Linked DNA regions of Homo sapiens: all the other regions are linked to region 1. Evidence: chromatin loops called from intact Hi-C (ENCODE). Cell type or tissue: CD4-positive, alpha-beta T cell. All regions are shown on one strand. Each heading gives the region's core, and the rest is flanking DNA. Links, peaks and the distances in the headings are about the cores only. Region 1 overlaps TMEM217B (transmembrane protein 217B). Region 2 overlaps CPNE5 (copine 5). Region 3 has its middle 45 kb from the start of FGD2.

Region 1 (5,359 bases), core at 214-5,213:
AGGCCAAGTTCAGCATCTACGTGGACTCAAAGTCGGAGCTAGTCACTTGGACCCTGTTCCACAGGGCTAATATCAGCACTGGCCTCTCCCTCACCACCATCATCATCGGCTGCTTCCTCTTTTATTGTATCCACAAGAATATCTACATGGGGCTGCTGATCTATGCCATGTGGATCATCACTTACGAGCTCATCAACTTCTCCATAGTCCTGCTCCTCAACGGGATCATCAAAGATCACTTCAAGACGCTGAGTTATTTGCACTGGATCTTCCAAATCTCACACATGCTCCTGCACTTTTTCTGTCTGCCCTTCATCGTCAAGCATGCATACAACCTTTACAAGGAATCCCAGACTGTGGGCAGGAAACGCCGCCACAGGCTCTGCTCCACCATTGCAGTGAACTCATGACTACCTGTCCGTCTGGGAATGTTGTACCGGAAGTTAAACTGAACCATGCCAGATGCCAGGAAAGGTGGGAGGGAATGGTGTTCCTCAACAATGGAACCCTCCCTACCCTGCCTGTCTTCTGTTGATGCTGCTTGGTTTGTCAGGGCTTTTGAGTTTTACGCACTGAGGAATGATTCTCGGGAGAGGGCAGGTTGTGCGGATCAATTATTTTACAGATGTGTTGTGTGACTTGTTTTAGCAGTTAATGATATGTGGCCTTGTGCTTACTTAACCATCTCACTGGTGTCTGTTTTTGCCTCTCACTGTCCCCTCTCCTCTGCACTTCCTTAGTTTCTAGTTCTTCCTTTATGGGTTGGCCCACAGATGCCGGTTCTGCTGAGTCCTTTGGAGGAGTGTTGTCCAGTAGAACTTCCTGTGCTGATGGAAATGTCCTCTATCTGTGCTGGCTACTAGCCATGTGTGGCGACTGAGCACTTGGAAATGTGGCTATTACAACCCAGTAATCAAATTTTAAATTTTATTCTTTTTTAGCTAATTTCCATTTCAATAACTATGTATGGCTGGCTCAAGACTAGCCTATCGGCCCAGCATGGTGGCTTACGCCTGTAATCCCAGCACTTTGGGAGGCCAAGGCAGGTGGATCACTTGAGGTCAGGAGTTCAAGACAAGACTGGCCAGCATGGTGAAACCCGCTCTCTACTAAAAATACAAAAATTAGCCGGGCGTGGTGGTGGGTGCCTGTAATCCCAGCTACTCGGGAGGCTGAGGCAGGAGAATCACTTGAACCCAGGAGGCGGAGGTGGCAGTGAGCTGAGATGGTGCCACTGCACTCCAGCCTGGGGGACAGAGTGAGACTCCATCTCAAAAACACAAACACACACACACACACACACACACACACACACACACAAACAGGGCCGGGTTCGGTGGCTCACGGCTGTAATCCCAGCACTTTGGGAGGCCGAGGCAGGCAGATCAAGAGGTCAGGAGATCGAGACCATCCTGGCTAACACAGTGAAACCCCGTCTCTACTAAAAATACAAAAAAATTGCCAGGCATGGTAGCGGGTGCCTGTGGTCCCAGATACTCAGGAGGCTGAGGCAGGAGAATGGCCTGAACCTGGGAGGTGGAGCTTGCAGTGAGCCGAGATCGCGCCACTGCACTGCAGCCTGGGTGACAGAGCGAGACTCTGTCTCAAACAAACAGACAAAACAAAAACAAGGACCAACCCTTTGAAAAACAAAAAGAACCCCCCAAAATATCTCCAGGCATTGTCAAACATCCCATGGGGTGGGGGTGGTGGGGGGGCAAAGTTGCCCCTAGTTGAGAGACACTATTGTAAAGCAACAAGCTCTGTGTTGAGAGCCAGCAGGCCCCTGCCTTGAACTAGGAGTGCCGCTTTTCCTGAGAACTCTTCACATTCACCAGTTGTGCAGTCTTCATCCTAATGCTCCTGTTTTATGGTTTGACGAAACTGAGACTCACTGGGCTTCAGTGATGAGATCAAGGTCACATGGTAGCAAAAGCAGGACTTGCATCTCATCATCTGACTTCATACACGAAAGTCGGCTCCCTGATTCATTCTTACTTTTACCAAGACAAAAAGGAACACCTCCTTTTAGGGTAGTTCCTTTTCCCTTGAAAAATGTTGGGAGTGAAGTCAAGAGACATGTTTGTTTGTTTGTTTTGGCCATACTCTTCCAAACCATGAGCATAGTAATGACAGTCGCTGGCTTTTACTGAACACTCAGTGCCAGGTACTATCCTACAATTCACTCAACTCTTTCCACCACGGATTTAAACCTAGGCCAGTTCCCCAAATGACCACAAGATGGCAGTCAGTAATAAGCTTTTGCTTAGAGCTGTTGGCCCCTAAACCAGATCCTCCAAGGGTGGCTGTTCAGGATTTATGGAGCTTCCAGCTGATGACTGGGAGCTAATGTGTGTGTCTCTGCCCCAGTCTCACAAGGCATGCCTTGTCTGATTGTGACTTGCTAGTACCAAAACACAAAATATAAAACATGGGCCAACTTCTGGGTTCTGATTCCCCATCCCGGTTGAGGTCGCTACGGTGGGAGGTAGACCTGGGCAACATTGGGGAACTGGAGACCTGTGTGTTGAAGAAGTGTAGGCAGAAGCAGAGTTCCAGGAATCACCTCAGCTGAGAGTTACTTTAGTTGAGAAAGTTTAAGACACTCAAACGCAAGGTTGTGCTATCCTCTATACAAGACTCCTCAAAAGCATGGTTGCTTCTGCCTTTACTTCCTGGTCTCCTGTTCTTTCTAGAACCCATCCAGTTAGGTTTCACCCCCACCGCCCCACTGGGACTGCTCTTGTCAAGGTGATCTCCACACTGCTCAAGCCGGTGGTCAGTTCTCCACCTTTGCTGACCTGTCCTGCAGTGGCTTTTGACTGCTGATCCCTCTCTCCTGCCAACAGGTTTCTCTGGTAGCCCCTCTGCCTCCGTCTCCATCCCTCCCCTGCCGCACTGGCCCCTTCTCCTCAGTCTCCTTTGCTGGCCTCTCCTCATCTTCCTGACCTCCAAACACCGGAGTGCCCTTGGCACAGTCCTTGGTCTTGTTCTCTGTCTCACTCACTCCCAGCTCACCTGGTCCAGACCCATCACTAATAAGCCCCATATACATCTTCAGCCTGGACTTCTCCCCTAAACCCTGGCTTTGTTTATGCAGTTGCTTCCTTGATGTGGTAGCCAGCTCTAACATGGTTCCCAGAGATCTCTGCGAACTGATATTCACATTCATCACCTCTTCTTAGATGTGGGCAGGACCCAGTGATCCTCTTCTAGCAAAGAGAACATAGCAAAAGCGATGGGTTGTCCTTTCTAAGGTTAGGTTACAGAAGACGATGACGTCAGTGCTGCCCGCTCTCTGAGGGAAGCTGGCTATCATGTTGAAAGTATCTTTATGGAAAGGCTCACACTGCCAGGAGCAGAGGTCACTAACCAAGAGCCCGTGAGGAACGGAATCCTACCAACAGCCCCATGAGGGAGCTTGGAAGCAGATCCTCCCCTACACAACTCTTTTTTTTTTTTTTAAATACAATATGGGGTCTCCCTATGTTGCCCAGGCTGGTCTTGAACTCCTGGCCTCAGGCTATCCTCCCACCTTGGCTTCCCAGAGTGCTGAGATTATAGGCATGAGCCACCATACCCAGTCAGGATATGTTTTGGGGTGGTTACTGTTGTAGAGACATTTTTGTAGAGATGTGACATGTACTAGTTATCTATTACTGCATAACAAATTACCCCAAAATTAGCAGCTTAAGACAGTACATTTATTCTGTCTTAGTTTCTGCGGTCAGGAGTCCAGACACAGCTCACCTGGTTCTCTGACTCAGATTCTCTCAGGGTCTCACTCAGGATGTCTCTACTTTTATTTGATTTTTAGAGACAGGGTTGCACTCTGTCACCCAGGCTGGAATGCAGTCGTGCAATCATAGCTCACTGGAGCCTTGAACTTCCAGGCTCAAGCGATCCTCCCACCTCAGCCTCCTGAGTAGCTGGGAATACAGGTGTGCCACCGCATCCAACTGATGTAAAAAAATTTTTTTTTTTAATTTTCTTAAAATGTGGGAATGTAGCCGGGCATGGTAGCTCACGCCTGTAATGACAGCACTTTGGGAGGCTGAGGCGGGTGGATCACCTGAGGTCAGGAGTTCAAGACCAGTCTGGCCAACATGGTGAAACCTCCTCTCTACTAAAAATACAAAAATTAACCGGGCATGGTAGCAGGTGCCTGTAATCCCAGTTACTCAGGAGGCTGAGGCAGGAGAATTGCTTGAACCTGGGAGGTGGAGGTTGCAGTGAGCTGAGATCGCGCCACTATACTGCAGCCTGGGCAACAAGAGCAAAACTCCATCTCAAATAAATAAATAAATAAATAAATAAATAAATAAAAATTGGGGAGTGTATCCCAATCCACACTCCTGATTTTCTCCCGTATACCTTGCCCTAACCCCCAGTCTTTGCCACCTCTACCCTTCCATTGCTCAAGTTAAAGACCCAGCAGGCATCCTTAGGTCCTCTCTTTCTCTCAGCCTGAATCTAACTCCTCACCACTCCCCATCAGCCCACCCTTCAATATAGATCCATATCCAACCACTTCATATAACCTCCCCTGCCACCTCCCTGGCCCAGGCCATCACCATCTCTTGCCCAGGCTATTGCAGTAGCAGTTCCTGACTGGCCTCCCCATGCCACTGTGTTCCCTTTACAGTCAGTTCTCCGCCCAGCCACCAGAGGGCTCCTGTTGAAACCTGAGTCAGATCAAGTCCCTCCTCTACTCCGGTCCTCACCTGCCAGGGCTCCCCACCACACTCAGGGTAGAAATCCCAAGTCTTTACCACGGCATGCCAGCTGCTAAATAACCCAGTCCCTTGTCACCCTCTGATCTGCTTTCTAACCATTTTGTTCTCTCCGCCTCCCTCTGCTGCAGCCATGCTGTCTTCCTTTCGTTCACCCTAACACAGACAGCACACTCCAGCCTCGGGGCCTTTGCACTCACTGTGCCTTCCGCCTAGAATATTCTTACTCCAGCTATTCACCAGCTTCCTTTCTTGCTCAGAAGGCATCAGAGAGGCCTTCCCTACCAATGGGTGTGAAACAGCCCCTCCCTACCATCCCATGTGTCTCTTTCCCACTTACTGTGCTACATTTCTTCATAACATGTACTATCACCTGACTTACTCTATACAGTTGCCTCTCCCACCACCCTCCAAAAATGTGGGCACCATATTTACTTCACTGATGTTTTCCCAGCACCTAGTTCAATGCCCAGCATGTAGCAGGTGCTTGATAAAGATTTGTGGAATGAATGGACATAGACTCTCAGTTTTGTTTTTGTTTTGGAGACAGAGTCTCTGTCGCCCAGGCTGAAGTGCAGTGGCACCATTGTGGCTTAGTGCAACCTCCGCCTCCTGAGTTCAAGCGA
Region 2 (5,359 bases), core at 284-5,283, 440 kb after region 1:
GGGACTTGTAAGCCGCAGGGAAACCTTCCCCCTGCCAGGCAGAGGCTCATTAGGAGGCAGACCTTGCAGCTCAGCTGGGAGGAAACTATAGATAGAGCTAGTTGGTATGCCGTGGGGGCAGCCTGGCGTTTTGGCTGGTGTCTCTCATCCCTGCTGGCTTGCCCAGGCTCACACATATCTGGCTCTGTCATTGTGGCTCTAGGTGTCCAGAGGCCCAGGTCACTGACTCCTGGCATCACCACTGACCAGCTGTGTGACTCACGGAGAGCCACATACTCTTGGCCTCCTTTTGTGATTTTGTAGAATGACGGTATTATTACCTGCACAGCCCATTTCATCACGTTGCTAGGAGCTCTCAGTCAGCCAACAAATATGTATACAGCACCTGATATAGGCTAGGCACTGTTCTAGAAGCTGAAGATACAGCAGGAAACAAACAAACAAAAATCCCGGGCCTCATGGAGCTGATATTTTCAAGAAGCATGGGAATTGTTTGAGAGACAGGAGCTTGGATAAAGGGATGGAGTGTTTTAGACAGGAACAGAGCAACATGTGTCCAGCGCTGACTGTACGTGGAGATAGTTTACTTGCACAGCAGCTCCAAAGTGGCTGTGATTTTTCTCAATTTGGAAAGGAGGGGAGTGTCTGAGGGTTAAGCCAGTTGCTCGGGGCAACAGACCTAGTACTTGGAAGAGCTGAGACTGCCAGCCAGGGCTGCTCACCCCACAGCCGAAGGTCTTTTCTGCCCACTTTGCTGCCTCCTAGGTTAGGCCTCTGTCCTGAGCCTTTGTATGCCAGATAAGGTGTTCATTTGGTGGTCTGCAGAAGCCCATTTCATTTTCCCACACCCAATAAGCCTGTTCTCTTGGGTGCCGGCCCCAGAAGTCACAGTCAGCTGGACCGCAGCTTTTGTTGGCCCTGTGCTAAGGGGTTAGGAGCCAAGGCCAGCAGGTGACAAGTGACATCTGCAGTGACTTCAGGCAGCCCAACCAGGGTGGACAGCCACAGAACTGTGAATATGGCTGGGCACGCTGGTTCACGCCTGTAATCCCAGCATTTTGGGAGGCCAAGGTGGGCGGATCACTTGAGGTCAGGAGTTTGAGACCAACCTGGCCACCATGGTGAAACCCCGTCTCTACTAAAAATACAAAAATTAGCCGGATATGATGGCATGCGCCTGTAATCCCAGCTACTCAGGAGGCTGAGGCAGAATTGCTTGAACCCAGGAGGTGGAGGTTGCAGTGAGCCGAGATCGTACCACTGCACTCCAGCTTGGGCGACAGAGCGAGACTCTGTCTCAAAAAAAAAAAAAAAAAAAAAAAAAAAGAACTGTGAATAGAGTAGTCAAAGCCTTATTTGTCTTCTCCCCATGGTCTTCCCCCTGTCTCTGGGCACTATTTCTCTCACCTCCTTCTCTCCCAAAGCTGGAGGTGCAGACTTTGAGCTAATCTGACCCCCAGGCTGCAGCCATCCCTGGAGCCTTAATGGAGGCCAGGCCGAGTTTGCACAGGAATCTCATTCAGTGGTCTCAACCTGGGTTGCAAGTTCAAATCCCCCTGGGGAGCTTTTAACAATTCCCATGCCCAGCTTGCACTCCAGACCAACTGATCATGAATCTCTCGGGTAAGACATTGGTGTCAGTATTTCTAAAGCTTCTTGGGGGGATTCCAAATTGCAACCAAGTTTGAAAACTAGTGCTGTCTTCTAGAGAAGGTCAGTGGCTCTGGTTGCATGTTAGAATCCATCACAGAACTTTTCAAAACTACCCAGGCCTGAGTCCTATCCAGACCAATTAAATTAGGCCCTCTGGCCTGGGATTAAAATTTTCCCCAGTGATTTTGTGGATATGCAGGGCTGTCACCATGACTGGGGTCCTCCTCCAGCCTCTGAGCATGTGGTCATCACCCATCTAGTCACCCGAGGGGCTGGTGTTGGTGGTCAGAGGAGAGCTATTCTTTGCTGGGGTCTCTGAAGGTCCCCTGCAGAGCTTAGCGGTCTGGGGAAGGACTGGGAGGCCACTGGGCAGGGGTAGAGAGACTTCAGCCTTGTGGGGCCATGACCGAAGTCCTGGACTGGGAGTCAGGGCCTTGGTCTTGTTCTGGCTCAGACCCTCAGCTGGGTGACTCTAGGCAAGTCACTGGAGGCTCTTAGGGCTCAATTTTCCCATCTGACAGTGGGGTGGAGGTCATCACTCCGGAACACATACAGCACAGTCACTAGGGAAGCCTTGAAAACAGATTCCTGAGTCTTGCCCAGAGCTGGACCTGGGAGTCTGTGTCTGAAAAGCTGCCACTGATTTGGCCAGGCAGTCAGGCTTGAATCAGAAGTTGCAAAGCCCAAGTACCTAGGCTCAAGTGTCCCTGATTGAAGTAAATTTCATACGAAAAACTATCAGAGGCCGGGCGCCGTGGCTCATGCCTCTAATCCCAGTACTTTGGGAGGCCGAGACGGGTGGATCACTTGAGGTCAGGAGTTCGAGGCCAGCCTGGCCAACATGGTGAAACCCCATCTCTACTAAAAATACAAAAAATTAGCCAGGTGTGGTGGCTCATGCCTGTAATCCCAGACACTTGGGAGGGTGAGGCAGGAGAATCAGTTGAATCCGGAGGCGGAGGTTGCAATGAGCCGAGATCACGCCATTGCACTCCAGCCTGGGCAACAGAGCAAGACTCCATCTCAAACAAGCAAACAAACAAACAAAAACCTATCAGAGCGCGGCCAAATGATGAAGTGGAGAGAAGGAGGCATTTTTGTAGAGACCCTCCCATGCAGCAGGCGGGCCTTACTAGCTTGTTCTTGCAGCTGTTCTGCAAGGCCGTTATTACTTCTCCTTTCAATGGTGGCTTATGGCTCGGGGAGATTAAGTGACATCTCAGGTCCCATAGTGAGGGGCCCAGGTCCAAGCGTAGGGCCGTCCTGGTCTTTCCACTCTTTCCAGCTCATCAACCCACCTTCAGGGGCTTAGGTGATTTTTTTTTCCTTTCCACAATAATTCACCTCAGAGAGACATGGTTTTTTGTTTTTCACAAGAATCTAAAGGATTCCTTTAAATGGTGGGCTTCCATGCCTGCCTCATTGTACAGGAGTGCTGGTTTACAGAAATCCAGTGTGTGCACAACCTACTGGGCATTCCTTCATTCAGAACAGTTTCTGCCCTGCTGCGGTGGATCTGTCGCCTACCCTTGGTCCTGAGGATGCTCATCTGAAAGGAGACAGCGCCTCCTCCTGGAGGGGCCACAGAAGCCCAAGGCTGACTCCTGGCAGGCCCGAGGAGATGGGCGAGATGATGGGATGTTAACAAAGATAGGCCCGGGGAGCTGCCTCTCTGCACCCCACTAAGAACTGAAGGCTGAAGACCCCAGCTCCCCAGGCCCTTCCCACCTCCCCAAACCTGACCCTGCTGTGGGACCCTGGCAGCTCCCCTGTCCCTGGGCATCCCTGGAGGATCGAGCAGCTGGCACCAAGGGTTAACCGCAACCCTCCACCTCCCTCCTCCCAGCTCTGGTCCGCTAGCCTGTTGCCATGGGAACGTGGCTAAAAATAAAATGGGCTCTCAAAGCCCATCCGCATGCATAGGAGTCAAAACAAACTAATTAAAGCAGCCAGGCTAAAATATGAAGATAATTACACCCTCACTCAGGAGCCAGTCGTGGGGATGGAAAAGCTCAGCGGGCCATCCCCGAGCCAGGGCCCTGGGCTCCTCCCTGACGTGCAGGGCTGGCTCCCACACCCAAAGCCCTCAGACCCTCAACAAGCAGTCTTCTTCCCTCCCCTCCACCCTGCCGGGGCCTGAGATCCAGGGAGCACCACACTCCCACCTCCCCGCTCCTCCACCCCTGGTAAATCCACAGTGCAGCTCCATGCTGAGCTTATGCCCCTTCTGCAGTGGCCAAGAAGAAGGTGGGGTGAACTGAAGTCTGCAGCTGTTTTTCCCACATTCTCCTTGAAATTCTGGGCAGTCCCTACACAGCCCTGGCTGCCCTTTTCCTAAGGCCTTTCCTAAAAGGCCTCAAGAGAGATCCTTGTCTCTCAAGCCGCTGCCTCCCCACCCAGGGCCCTGGGGCCCAGAGGGAGTCCTGGCCTCCCTATCTGGTCCGGGAACATGAAGAGGGCCCCATCCTCAGCCACGTGGGTGTGGGGTTGGGCCCATCCCAGCAAAGGCCTTTGTTTTGCAGGACCATCAAGGTGGAGGTGTACGACTGGGATCGGGACGGCAGGTAAGCAGGCAGGAGGGCAGGGGCGAGAAGGTGAGTGGGGATGGGGACAGCCACTGGGCCCTGCCCTCCCATGCGGAGCTGTGACCAGGCTCCCCCCCGCAGTGGCTCTGGGGGTGAGGGAGCCTGGGTTTGCGTGTGTGTGGAGGGTGGGGGAGGGGTCCTCTGCTGCAGTAGCTCCTCCCCATCCAGCTCCACGGAGGCACCAAAGCACCTCTGTCCTGCAGGATATGGTGTGAGGGGCATAAGAGGCCTCCTTTTTCCCAAATAGCTGCCCAGGGGCCCGCCAGTACCCACAATCTCCCCACGCGTGGCAGAATTTAGGGCTTTCTGAAGAGTGCATGTTCTAGGGCACAGACACCAGTGAACTTCAAGCATTCATGGACACATTTTCCGCGTGAAGACTCGGGCTAAGCATTGTGGGGTGACGGAGATGCAGAGGAGCCCAGCCCTCAGAGACTCCCCACAACCTAGCAGGGAGGCCAATTGTACCCGTACAGCCCTCGGCTCATCAGAGGAGCTGTTTGCAGAGAGCCAGGACTGAGGGAATGGGCTGTGGGAAGGGAGAGCTACGAGGCGTGAGTGGACTCATGGGCCGTGAGACAGTGCCTGTGTAGGGCTGTCCCTGGCTGCTGGGAGGGTGCTTCCCACTCGGGGTCTTTGGGAGGCCAGTACTTCTGGGAATCCATAGAGGAGGACAAGAGCAGGCCTCTCGAAGCTTCAGTCCAGAACCCACCCTGGCTTCTACTTGTCGGCTGAGCCAAATCCAAATATGTCACCCTGACTTTTGTGACATTTCCATTCTGTGGCACTACCAAGGAGTGACTTAGGAGGACTTCAAGGTCCCCCAGTGTCCGCTGGTACCTCCCAAGTCTGTGATATGGACAGGGGGTTTGTTTTATCTTATGTAAAGTGCTATGCAAATGCAGCTCCAGGTGAGACCCAAGCCCCCTTCCAAGGAACTCTCCTTCCCCTGAGACCAACCATCCTGCAAGAAGCTCCAGAGCCGCTATGCCCTCCCCTCCTTGCCTCTCAGCTACCTCACAGTCAGCTTCATTGTTTCCACCTGGAATTTGCCTCGTCTTACCCTGGCGTTCCTGTACTCCTTTGCCTGGAATAGTCTCCTCTTCTGTGCCAGTTGGGGA
Region 3 (5,359 bases), core at 194-5,193, 160 kb after region 1:
GGGACCGTCAGCCGGCATATTTTTGGAAAGTATTTTGTCCATATGTATCAAGACTTTTAAACTTTCATGCCCTTTGACCCAGTGAATCCCTTTCAAGGAAGTTCTGCTGGGGAAGCCATCTGAAATGCAGGCAGCACTGATGGATCAAACCCTTCACAGGGGATTATTTAGAATCGCCAAATAAATAAATACACAGCCTGCATGTCCAACAGTAGGGAGTGTTTAAGTCAAGCAGATATAGTCTGGCACCTTGTTGTACTGGATTGTTGTGCTGACCTTAAATTCACGTTTCTGAGAGTTTTTTTTTTTTTTTTTTTTTTTTTTTGACGGAGTCTCACTCTGTCGCCCAGGCTGGAGTGCAGTGGATCTTGGCTCACTGCAAGCTCTGCCTCCCGGGTTCAAGCCATTCTCCTGCCTCAGCCTCCCGAGTAGCGGGGACTACAGGCGCCCGCCACCATGCCTGGCTAGTTTTTTTTGTATTTTTTTAGTAGAGATGGGGTTTCACCGTGGTAGTCAGGATGGTCTCGATCTCCTGACCTTGTGATCCACCCGCCTCGGCCTCCCAAAGTTCTGGGATTACAGGCATGAGCCACCGCGCCCGGCCGTTTCTGAGAGTTTTAACATCAAAGGACAACGCTTATGCTACGATGTCAAGTGGATACCACGGTATGCACGAAGCAGACACATAGACAAGAAAAAGAAATAGACTCATACTGATTAGCTCTGATTGACTGAAGTTTGGATTACTATTTTCATTTTCCTCTTTACAGTTTTCTGCATTGTACTAATTTCTAAGATGGACATGCATTACCTTTCTGACTTAAAACTAATATTTAAAAAAGGGGCCAGGCGTGGTGGCTCACACCCGTAATCCCAGTACTTTGGGAGGCCAAGATGGGAGGATTGATTGAGTCCAGGAGTTCGAGACCAGCCTGGGCAACAGAGTGAGACCCCTGTCTCTGCAAAAAATTAAAGAATTAGCCGGTTGCGCTGGGGCACACCTGTGGTTCCAGCTACTTAGGAAGCTGAGGCAGGAGAATTGCTTGAGTCAGGGAGGTTTAGACTGCAGTGAGCTATGATCGAGCCACTGCACTCCAGCCTGGGTAACAAAGTGAGATCCTGTCTCAAAAAAAAAAAAAAAAAAGGAGAAAGAAAACGTGAGTTCCCAGAAGCTGGAGCACAGTGTTGGCCAAGCCAGGAACTGACAGCCAACTAACCCATCCTTTCCAGGGCTCCAGGGTCCACTTCCTCCGGGCAGGGCCGGCAGGTGCAGTCAGGACAGGGATTATGTTGATAATTGTGGTGGGGAGAGACAGGTCCAGAGGCTCCTCCTTCTGCCCCTCCGGCCACCCCCATCATAGGGGTGTGTCCTCCCTTGGGCCCCCTGCAGCCCTTGGAATTTGCCCCTCTATGTCTTCGCTGGAGGCTGATGCTTCCTGCCTTGTGTGTAACCCTGTGGGTCTCTCCTGACTGACACCAAGCATCCCGTATACACTGGTCCTCACGGTGTAGTCCCCAGGCCCGAAGCATCAGCACAACCTGGGAACTCTTTAGAAATGCAGAGTCACAGGCCTCTCCCCAGACCTAGTGAATCTGCCACTCTGGAGGCGGGGCCTCTGTGTTTTCAAAAGCCCTCCAGACCTAAGTGTGAGAACTGCTGCCTTATGGTAGGGCCCCACTGTGGCCCATGTTTTACACTGACTAATTCATTTTACAGATTGCCATGATTCCTGCTTAACAGACACGGAAACAAGCTCAGAGAGGTTAAGGAACTTGCCCAAGGTCACACAGCCAGCAGAGACAGGGCTGGGAGTGCGAGCCCATGCCTTTACTTCCCCACTCCACAGCTGTGCAGCTGCCTGGACGCCAGTCCCTCCTGCGGGGTCAGGGTCCAGCTCCGTGCTGGGCACACAGATGGCCCCACTCACATGGGTTGGACTAGGGTTTTGGCTCCTGGGTCGGAAGACCAGGCTGATTCCCCACAAGACCCAAGCAGCCCTGACCCCCTGTGGGAGGAAGGAGGTGGGCTCCATGTGCCTGCTGAGGCCCCTTCAGTCTTGACAGCTGCCGGCGGTTTGGACCAACGAACCCGCAGAGGAGGGGCGCACCGCCACCTGCTGGCTGGCATCATGGGTGATGCTGGGGACAAACGCAGGGATCCACAGACACACGTCTCAGGGACACCGTGGCAGGCGTGCACGTGTCTCCTCCTGCCGCACGCGGGTGCACTTGCCCACACGTGGATGTCTGAGCATGTGGGCACGTGGGGCTCTCAGCCACAAGGCCTGGTAGATAGCACTAAATTCACCCATTTACTTATTACCTCATCAAATGTTCATCCAGAGATGCCAAGCCCACTGTTGCTGTTATCCGGGAGCCTATAGGCCAGCTGGGTGTTGCTCAGAGCAACCACCAAGTGATGTGGACAAGGGTCCCTGGGGGATATACTCAGTGAGGTCATGCAGGCAGCCCCTACCCATCTGGACTGGGGCTCAGTCTCACAGGGTGGGCAGGAGAGGGCTGGGTGAAGGAGGCAGAGGCTCGTCACAGCAAAGCCTGGAGGAGGAGCTGGAATGGAGCACAGGGGTCCCTGGCACAGGTCTTGTGCAAGGCCGTGCAGGCTGGACCCTGTCCCCACAGTGGTGGCCGGGCTCTGGTGCCACACCATCCTGACATGTTTATATTAAAGCTTAGTACAAATAAGCTTATACAAATAAGCTTTGGGACCCTTTAGGACCCAAGGATCTCTCGGCCCCTTTGGGGCTGGCCTGAGATGTGATTTGTACCTGTGCACTGTCCCCCTTGCCACAGCAGCTGCCCTTGGATATATCAGGGATGAGGAGAGGCATCCCCAGTCCCAGAGAGAAGCCTGTTTCTGATCTCCGAATGGACGCAGCAGATAGCAGTCACCGTTAAGTCAAGCATTCCTGCGTGCCCAGCAAAAGACCATTTTTCTTAATCTACAAGGCCATCCGAAGCAGCTCACAGGGTGTGACCTATTCCAAAGCACAGCTCCACGTGCCCGTGAGGTCCCCCAGGACTCCACGGGAGAGTCAGTGCCTCTGTGGGGGATGGGAGCTGGATGGATGAGCTTTGCTGGGTGGTGGGCATAGCTGGGGGTCCAGAACGCAGACACAGAACGATCCTGGTTGGAGGGCTGGTGTGAGTGGGGAGGGACCCATTGGCAGAGCTGAGGGGTTGGTGGCTCCCAAACAGGAGTTGGCAGGCGGTGCTGGAAGAGGAAATGTTGGCAGCTCCCCAGTTCTGCCGATGGGCTTAGATGGAGCCTGTGACTTTATCAATGGCCAGTCCTCACTAGCCTGGCCCCCGGCCTGGCCCCTGACCTGTGGTTTTGCTCAGCAGTGCAGCGGTGGCGGCTTCCGAGAAGCCCCACCAAGACTTTCCTGTCAGGGCAACGCCAAGTTCCTCTTACCGAGGAAGGGGAAGTGGCGGGGTTTCTCCTAAGGCCTTTCAGTTTCTTTCTAAGAAGGTGGGTGTTCCAACCCCAGGGCCCTCAGCAGAGCCAAATGTTAAAGGAAGAGAAGTTGATCTTCGGGGGCTTCCTCACCCCAGTTCCAACCGAAGTTCCTTTGTTGGGGCCCACAGCGGACATTCCGAAAGAGGAAATGAGACACGTGCGTTCCACAGGCCCCTTCCCACGCCCCCTCCTTTCTCCCTTCTCCAGGGACATACTCCTTGATACCCTCCCTCCCCACCAACATGCACACTTAGGAAGTATGGCCTGCTACCCTTGGGGGCATCCCAGGTAGAAAACTTGCTTTTTCCACCTTCAAAGCTGAACTCTTCTGAGTCCGGCCTCCTCAGGACCCTGCTGAGTGACTAAAAATCTAACCCAGGGCTGGCCATGGTGGCTCACGTCTATAATCCCAGCACTTTAAGAAGCCAAGGCGGGAGGATCACTTGAGCCCAGGAGTTCAAGACCAGCCTGGACAACACAGTGAGACCTTGTCTCTTAAAAAAAAAAATTTAAAAATTAGCCAGGCGTAGTGGTGTGCGCCTATAGTCCCAGCTACTAGGGTGTGGTGGGAGAATTGCTAGAACCCGGCAAGTCGACGCTGCAGTGAGCTGTGATTGCACCACTGCACTCCAGCCTGGGCAACAGAGCAAGACTCTGTCTCAAACAAAACAAAACAAAAAAACGACTAACCCAAACAAAGCGCTGACAGATGACACTGGCTTAATGCAGATTCCAGTCCAGGGGATATGCCCATATTAGAGGCCCACAGCTTTCTGAGGGGCAACAAACCATGGGCACCCAGAGAATTCCAAGCTCACCCTCTTCAGAAGACCCACTGGCTTGATGGCCAAGTGCATGTCCTGACGTTCTTATAACAATAGCCACCATTGATTGTAAGTGCTTATTGCGCACCAGGTACTGGGCCAAGCATTTTACATTAATTTCCTCCTATAATCCCCACAGTGATGCCATGACAAAGATACAATCATGATCCCACAGTCAAGTAACCTGCTCGGCTCACATAGCCCATGAGCCCATTCTTCCTCGTAGGCCTCTTCTCAGAAAGGTGGGGAAGGACGAGTATCAGACCTTGACAGGAGTTGGCTGGGAAGGTCTGGTCTCCAATTTCCCACGATTGTCAAAGCCAGCTGTGCCTCTCCCAGAGGTGAAGAGCCAGCCATCTAGTCGTGGCCATCTTGGCTGCACTAATGTGGCCGTGGCTGGGGCCTTCCCCGAGTCATTGGGAACTCTTGATGCCTTCTTTATTTTCCTCCCAGAGATGTTGTTTTAAGGTTTTTGCTTTGCTGAAGCATGTGTTATGGGGACAGCGAGGGGATTCCCCTAAACCGTGATGCTGTTCTGTTCAAAAACATTTGCCTGGAGGTCCACAGCTGTGTGACTCACGCTGTTGGGTGGCAGGAAAACTCACAGCTGCAGTGGGGAGGGGCCTGGCCCAAACGAAATGGGATACTTACAGGGTGGCCAGGTTTAGTAAATAAAAATGCAGGATGCCCAGTTACATTTGAATTTCAGATAAACAGCAACATTTAGGACACCTTCATGCTAAACAACTTATTTGTTATTTATCTAAAATTCAATTGTAACTGGCCATCCTGCATTTTATCTGATAACCCTAGATACTCAGCACCCAGGATAAATCTCCCGCCTTCCCCCTGGCTTCAGCAGGGTGTTGCCGAGAGAAGACAACAAAACCTGGGAGAAGTCCACTGACCTGGGATGAAGACAAATCTGAGGGTCTCAGTGGTCTGAGGAGGGTAGATACACTCTGCTTCCAGGGTTCCCCTTGAGCAACTGCAAAATCTCAACCTCAGCCCAGGGCAGAATTCCACATTCAAATTCCACAAAATGCAAGGATGCACC

The links. A loop is a pair of places that touch in the nucleus more often than their neighbours do. Peaks named below come from ENCODE experiments on the same cell type or tissue, not always from the same donor. Only the 100,000 strongest peaks of a DNase experiment are listed, where the experiment ranks them.
Region 2: it touches region 1 in a loop (8-fold over the local background); 59 of 110 quality-filtered maps call a loop at or near these places.
Region 3: a loop joins it to region 1, with 5 times the contacts of the local background. A loop is called at or near these places in 42 of 110 quality-filtered maps.

The regions. Positions count from the first base shown.
Region 1 is chr6:37,207,508-37,212,866 of GRCh38, reverse strand. TMEM217B (transmembrane protein 217B) reads left to right here. Exons shown (of 2, transcript NM_001395378.1): 2 at 1-686. The coding sequence ends at 410. TMEM217 (transmembrane protein 217) reads left to right here. Exons shown (of 3, transcript NM_001286401.2): 3 at 1-686. Among named protein-coding and RNA genes, the nearest start is that of PIM1, 40 kb to the right of the region's middle. RefSeq lists a silencer at 2,100-2,394. In CD4-positive, alpha-beta T cell, for the core only: CTCF peaks have their summits at 2,079, 2,282 (motif pointing right) and 4,671 (motif pointing right); DNase peaks (open chromatin) are centred at 2,246, 2,746, 3,206 and 4,676; H3K27ac peaks cover 1,047 bases.
Region 2 is chr6:36,764,193-36,769,551 of GRCh38, reverse strand. CPNE5 (copine 5) reads left to right here. Exons shown (of 21, transcript NM_020939.2): 11 at 4,176-4,217. Among named protein-coding and RNA genes, the nearest start is that of RAB44, 69 kb to the right of the region's middle. RefSeq lists enhancers at 353-884, 2,924-3,821. In CD4-positive, alpha-beta T cell, for the core only: CTCF peaks have their summits at 3,022 and 3,223 (motif pointing left); a DNase peak (open chromatin) is centred at 3,221; H3K27ac peaks cover 198 bases.
Region 3 is chr6:37,048,400-37,053,758 of GRCh38, reverse strand. No RefSeq gene overlaps it. Among named protein-coding and RNA genes, the nearest start is that of FGD2, 45 kb to the right of the region's middle. RefSeq lists an enhancer at 2,015-2,064 and cis regulatory regions at 2,872-3,447, 2,726-3,744. In CD4-positive, alpha-beta T cell, for the core only: CTCF peaks have their summits at 1,897 and 2,096 (motif pointing left); DNase peaks (open chromatin) are centred at 2,178, 3,438 and 4,848; H3K4me3 peaks cover 1,371 bases; H3K27ac peaks cover 2,255 bases.